Linked DNA regions of Homo sapiens: region 2 is linked to region 1. A link is a contact called in ENCODE Hi-C or POLR2A ChIA-PET data. All regions are on one chromosome and are shown on one strand. Each heading gives the region's core, a stretch centred on a gene start or an enhancer-like site at or near the end of the contact. The rest is flanking DNA. Distances are from core to core; before and after follow the strand shown.

Evidence for each region. Hi-C counts contacts between places; a loop is a spot of excess contacts on that map. ChIA-PET counts read pairs that join two places held with the same protein, here RNA polymerase II (POLR2A). Pooled maps may share reads with other maps.
Region 2: a pooled map shows a loop between it and region 1 (15-fold over the local background). The contact joins the enhancer-like site here to the promoter of DNAJC11 in region 1. A Hi-C loop is called at or near these places in 1 of 37 single-sample maps with no recorded cell type and 8 of 50 pooled maps. POLR2A ChIA-PET finds 5 or more read pairs at or near these places in 5 of 52 experiments (H1, HEK293T, WTC11 and 1 more).

What each region holds. Positions count from the first base shown.
Region 1 is chr1:6,700,334-6,703,406 of GRCh38, reverse strand. DNAJC11 (DnaJ heat shock protein family (Hsp40) member C11) reads left to right here and starts at 1,591. Exons shown (of 16, transcript NM_018198.4): 1 at 1,591-1,678. The coding sequence starts at 1,607. RefSeq lists a silencer at 1,355-1,804.
Region 2 is chr1:6,961,202-6,964,379 of GRCh38, reverse strand. All of the region lies in intron 3 of CAMTA1 (calmodulin binding transcription activator 1), which reads right to left. Among named protein-coding and RNA genes, the nearest start is that of CAMTA1-AS3, 51 kb to the left of the region's middle. RefSeq lists silencers at 1,041-1,090, 1,331-1,570, 1,801-1,900. Within about 2 kb of position 1,524, at least 2 of the 41 ENCODE cell types and tissues checked have a DNase peak (open chromatin) inside an H3K27ac peak, as active enhancers do.

The DNA of each region.
Region 1 (3,073 bases), core at 342-2,841:
CTCTGCAAAGGAGAAAAAGGCAAAGCCCATAACATTGCTGGAAGAGCTGATGGACCATGGAAGCTGTTGTGGAGAAGCTTCACACAACTAAAGAAATAGCCCTTAATTTACAACCTGGGCTGACAGTTTGTTTCAGGCTGACTCAACCCACCCGAACAATCTGTCTCAGCACACCGAAGTGTCTCATGCCAAAAGATCCTAAGAGGGCTGGGCAACTTGGAAGGGATGAGACACAGGCCCAGATGGTGCACATCTGGCCAAAAATTAGAAAGAGAAAGAAATCAGCCTCTCAAATCCACAGACAGGTGTTCGGGGCTTCCCAGGAGACCTGCTTATGAAGGGCAACGGGGATGGCTATGGACTGGTGGTTAGTGAAGGAACAACAAAGGTTTCTGAGACTTGCGCAGGTCAGCGGGAACCAAACAGGTGGCAAGAGTGGGCTGCTGTCCACCTTCCCTTGACAATGGCGTCATTTCGAAGACCTTTAAATTATTTAGATTGTTGTAACCAAGACATCTTTAATAATGCACCAAACAGCAGGCACCAGGTTGAAATCAATTAGACTCCACCGATAAATTATAAGGGAGAAATTTACAGGAGAATGGCTCTGGGGTAGGGACTGCAGGTACACATGCCTGCCAGAGACAATTATATCAGGAACCAAATAGTTATTGCTTTGTCATTTAAGCAGCAGAAAAGATGGCCAGGTGCTCCTAAATTAGAGCAATAACAAATAACTAAAATGAGGAGGCCTGTTCTGGGCAGGAAGGCTTCTGGGTGGCCAAGAGAAAAGACAATGGAGGTAGGAACAAATGTCATTTGGGGGATATCTAGGATCCGGATGCACCCTGCACTGGGGGCACCTCGCGCTTCTTCCAGGAGTTTGGGGCCAGTGGGGTAACAGGTGGTATCACAGGGGTTTGTCTCCCAGAGGATGACAATCTCCTGGAGGTGACTTCAAAGTTTCCCTTTCTAGGCAGGACGCGGTGGCTCATGCCTGTAATCCCAGCACTTTGGGAGGCCGAGGATCTCCTGAGTTCAGGAGCCTCAGACCAGCCTGGCCAACATGGTGAAACCGTGTCTCTACCAAAAATACAAAAAAATTAACTGGGCGTGGTGGCGCGCGCCTGGAGTCCCAGCTACTCGGGAGGCTGAGGCAGGAGAATCGCTTGAACCCGGGAGGTGGAGGCTTCAGTGAGCCGGGATTGCGCCACTGCACACACACCAGGCTGGGCGACAGAGTATGACTCCGTCTCAAAAAAAAAAAAAAAAAGCAAAGTTTCCCTTTCTAGTACAGGAAAAGCCCTAGGGAGTCCTGGCTGGATCTCAGGCCCCCGAGGACGCAGCCACGCCGCGTGCCACGCGTCCATTGGGAGCACGAAGAGACACCCGCGTGGTCACCCCGCCAGGGCTGCCTAGGCGCCGCGTCCCGCCCTAGGCCGCGCGGGGGCGCAAAGCGCAGGCGCACTCCCGCCGGGCGCGGACGGCTCCGGGCCGCCAGGGGCCGCTGTGGCGCAGCCGGGCTGGCCCGCGCTGTCCCTGACGCGGATCACTGGCCCCTCTTGAGCACGGCCTTGCCGGTTTGGCGGGGTGAAAGGTTGCGAAGATGGCGACGGCCTTGAGCGAGGAGGAGCTGGACAATGAAGACTATTACTCGTTGCTGAACGTGCGCAGGGAGGTGAGGCCAGCGGCTGGACGCTCTGGGGGCTGAGGCCGAGCCCGGTCGTTCGGGAGGGCCGGGCTGGCGGTGGCCGCCCCACCCCCGCCACGGGAGGCTCGGGTCCGTCGGGGAGGCCGCGTGACCCCGGCGACGTGCACGCCAGCCGCCCGATGGAGGCGTCCCCACCGCCCAGACCCTCCCGCCGGGGGTTCCGGGGCCAGCCTCCGCCCCAGCTCCTGAAGGCCAGTGCGCCGCGTGCACTGTGTCCGGGTAGGGCCAGAGGCCCCCGCACGCTCAAGAGGAAACGGGGGCCCCGAGGAGGCCACCGTAGTGGGGTTAGCAGTCCTCCGAGACCCCGTCTCGCGCTCAGCCCACATACTCGTCCTGGCTGAGGGGCTGTGTCATCGCCCGCCGCCAGCAGGATGGCGAACTGAGTCTCACCCACCAAGGTCAAGGCCACTAGGGAACGTCCTTAGGGCTTTTTCCGGTTCCCGAGTCTTTCGTGGGGACGCTCTGCCTCTGAAGTGGGTCCAGCCTCAGAGGCATGCGTCTCATGCCCTCTTTCATTCCCCTGGACCCGATGTCCAGAAATTGCAGGCAGAGCCTCCGGGACACAGACCCTCGGCTCGGAGGCTGCAGATTAGGAAGAAGCCCTAGGCCAGAAAAGTGGTGCCCTAACAACAGCTTCAACATTCACACCAAGCACTTGTACCCTGTCTCCTCAACGAATAAAAGATAACATGAGAGAGTCTCACATAGCCTGGCAGTAGTAGGGCCCCACTACACTCCTTTGTTCTTGACTAGTCTGGAGTTGAGATAGGTGTGAAGGGCGAGAAGGCTTCCAGGGTCAGGTCATGAGGTGGATCAGTTTCTTTAAGCCGATGGGTCCAGACTTTTCAGCCCTGCCAGAGAATTCCTAATTCCATCTCTCAGGTTTTCCAGTGGTAATGAAAGCTAGCCAAGTTTGGCTATGCTAACCAAAGCGGGTTCAGTGTGTGTTGTCAGTAAATATTAGTCTATGTGATGTTAATAATACAAACTTATCTTGTGTGGGACCACTATGCTGAATGAACTTTGTACTGTTATCTCATTTAATTCTGAGGATAGCTCTTAAGGTAAGTATTATGATAGCCCTTGATTTACACTTGAGGAAACCAAGGCATAGAGAGATTAAGTAGTGTGTCTAAAGTCACACTACTAGAAAGTGCAAGAGCCTGAACTCAACCCAGGCAGTCTGACTCTGGAGCCCAGCTTGTGAGCTCCATGCTAGTCTGTCACCTTACCTTACCAGTCCTTGGACTACAAAGCTGCTAGTTCTGGTACTGTATCCTTGAGTGTCACGCGCGTCCGTGTGAAGAGACCACCAAACAGGCTTTGTGTGAGCAATAAACCTTTTTAATCACCTGGGTGCGT
Region 2 (3,178 bases), core at 275-2,774, 260 kb before region 1:
TGTACAAAACAGCCAGGACGCTGCGCCCTCCCCAGGTACCCAGGACGCTGCACCCTCCGGGGGCACCGAGGACACTGCACTCCTACATGAACACCCAGGACTCCGCACCCCTATACAGACCCAGGACACACCACTCCTACCCAGACCTCCAGGACGCTGCACCCCTACCCAGGCACCCAGGCCCCTGCACTCCTACATGAACACCCAGGACACTGAACCTACCCAGATCCTCAAGACACTGCACCCCTACCTGGGCACCCAAGGTACTGTGCCCCCACCCAAAGCACCCAGGACACTGCAACCAAACCAGACACCCAGGATTCTGTATCCTACCCAGGCACTCAGGACTCTGTACCCCTAACCAGGCACCCAGGATTCTGCACCCCTATCTGGGCACCCAGGACGCTGTGCCTCACCCAGAGCACCCAGGACACTGGGTCTTCTGCGACAGGCGCCCCAGCCTTTAGCAGGACCCAGTGTCCCCCAGGGCACAAAGGGAAGGAAACTGAAGTGGAACAAGGGCCCTGGCCCTTTCCCATTGTTAGGGTCAGGGCTCTTGGCCCATGGTGAGGGGCGTCTCTGCTCGCACGGTCGCCACCTCCAGTCCGCAAAGCGCAGCTCCCCGAGCCGCGCCCAGCCCCCAGGCCCCGGGAGCGCGCCCCCCCAGCCAGGTCAGCAGCCCGCCCCACCAGGTCTGGGGAGGGGTCGGAGAGCGGACAGGTGCAGGCGGGTTGAGGCGCCGCCTTGCCCGATGCTTCCCCTGGCAGCTCTGCTTCCTTTACTCGGGGTTTTAAAGGTCATGTTCTCCGTCAGCGGAAACATTCTACATGACACTTCTGAGACAGAGGCTCCTTTAGAGGCATTTAATCCAAGAAAGGCACCCCCTGAAGAACAGGGTTTATAGGTCACGGCTCAGACGGCCTATAAATCACGCTTGCCGCTGCGGGGCGCCAGGCGGGAGCTTGAAGGCCAGGAAAACAGGGTGGGGCCCGATTGGAAAGAGGGGTGGCTCCAGAGGGGCGGCGCGGGCAAGGAGGGGCCAAAAGGGATGGAGGGCGGGGCCAGTCACAGGGCAAGGCCGGGATGGAAAGCGGGGGGGGGGGGGGGGCCAGGTGGGTGGGAGGAGCCAGATGGGGCGGGGCCCATAAAGGAAAGATGGGTAGTTCCAAAGGGGCGGGGCGGGTGAGGAGGAGCCAAAAGAGATGGAGGCTGGAGCCTGCCAAGGAGCTGGGTCAAAATGGAAGGTGGAGTGGGTGAGGCCAGAGGGTGGGATGGGTCAAATGAAGGCGGGGCCCTAATGGACAGAGGGGTTGGTCCAGAGGAGAAGGGCCACAAGGAATGGAGAATGGGGTCTGCCACAGGGCGGGGCCAGGGTGGAAGGTGGGAATGGGCAGGGCCAGACGGGTGAAAGGGGCCAAATGAGGGCGGGGCCCCAACTGAAAGAGGGGTGGGTCCAGAGGAGCTCGGCAGGCAAGGAGGGACCAAAAGGGATGGAGGGTGGGGCCAGTCACAGGGCAAGGCAGGGATGGAAAGCAGGGGAGTGGGTGGGGCCAGATGGGTGGGAGGAGCCAGATGGGTGCGGGCCCAAAAAGAGGGGTGGGTCCAGAGGAGCTCGGTGGGCAAGGACGAAAAGGGATGGAGGATGGGGCCAGCCATGGGGCAGGGGCAGGATAAAAGGCAGGGAGTGGGTGGGGCCACGTGGGTGGGTGGAACCAGACAGGGGCAGGTCCACAGAGGAAAGAGGGGTGGGTCCAGAGGGGCGGGGCGGGTGAAACGGAGCCAAAAAGGAGGGGTGGGGCCAGGTGGGAAGGCTGGATGTGGGCGGGGCAAGATGGGTGGATGGGACCAGACGAGGGCAGGTCCATAAAGGAAACGGGATAGGTTCTGAGGGGGCGGGGCTGGCAGGGAGAGAGGAACCAAAACGGAAAGGGTGGGGCTATAGAAAGGGTGGGCCCGGGGAAGAGGCCAAATCGGAGGGCGGGCCCAGAGGGGGAGTGGAAGGGAGGAGGGGCGGGGCGGGGTGGGGAGGGGCAGGCGCTCTCCTCCAGCTGCCCCTGGCCCCTCGCCCCAGGGACCAGCCTCCCAGCAAGGACCAGCTGACCTGGGGGGAGTAAAATGAGGTGGGTGTCCCCGCTGCACAGGCCGGGGACACAGCGTCACCTGTTGTCTGAGACCTGCGTGCCTTGTCGGGGTCCACCATGTATCTGGCACTCGGAGCACACGTGTGTCCTGAATAAATCGGGGCCCCGGCAGAGGCATGAGACAGAGGCGTGAGGCCCAAAGCAGCAGGCTCCAGGCTCTTGCGCGCCACGGACACCGCGAGGGAGACACGTTTGGGGACAGCCCGGAGGCTGAGGGGGCTTGGCTTTGACCCGACAGGGCAAAGGACTGCCATACCGGAAGACGCTGGACTGGCCGCCGGGGAGAGATGCACAGCGCCTTCCCTCCCTCCCCAGGAAAAGGGGCTTCCCTGCAACAACCTCTGAGCAAGGCGCACTCTGGCCGTCCTCCCAGGGACACCCAGCCAGACGCCCCTTCTAGTTTAGAGGCTGGGGGCAAGCCCGGTGAGAAAGAATCAGTCTAGTCCTCGTTTGCACCCAGTTTTCAAACATTCAAGCTGGGCTGGTCCTGCGGTATTCATGTCCTTTGGAGACCGAGAATGAATGGGCTTGGATCAATTCAATCAATCCCCTCAAAATGTTAAAAACCTAAGAAAGGTCACTGCCAGTGAATATTCCTTTCAGAAGCCTCACCCTCCCCACCCGCCCCAAACTCCAGAACTATGTGTCAAGGAAACATGACTGAGAGCCCTGGGCTCTCACGCCCCCGGCTCAGCCCAGGCTGCCACTGGGCCCAGGGTGAACACAGGACCCAAGCAATGGCCAGCAGGAACGCATGGTGGTCGGCAGGCAGCGCACCTTCTTGCCGGCCCAGCACCCAAGGTCTTACCAGCACCCCAATTCCCTACACGGTCACGATGGTGGCGCCTGAACTGGGAGGGACGTGACGTGCAGAGCTCATCCCAGCAAGTCTGTCCTTCAGTTCCCGCTAGGTCAGTCCCTCTGGCCTCCCCAAAGCCCTTCCTTCCAGCGTGCTCCTTCTGCAAGCTACTTAGATCCTCACAACAGAATCCCTGTTTAGCTTAATTTAGCTAGAGTTGGTTTCCACGGCTTACAAC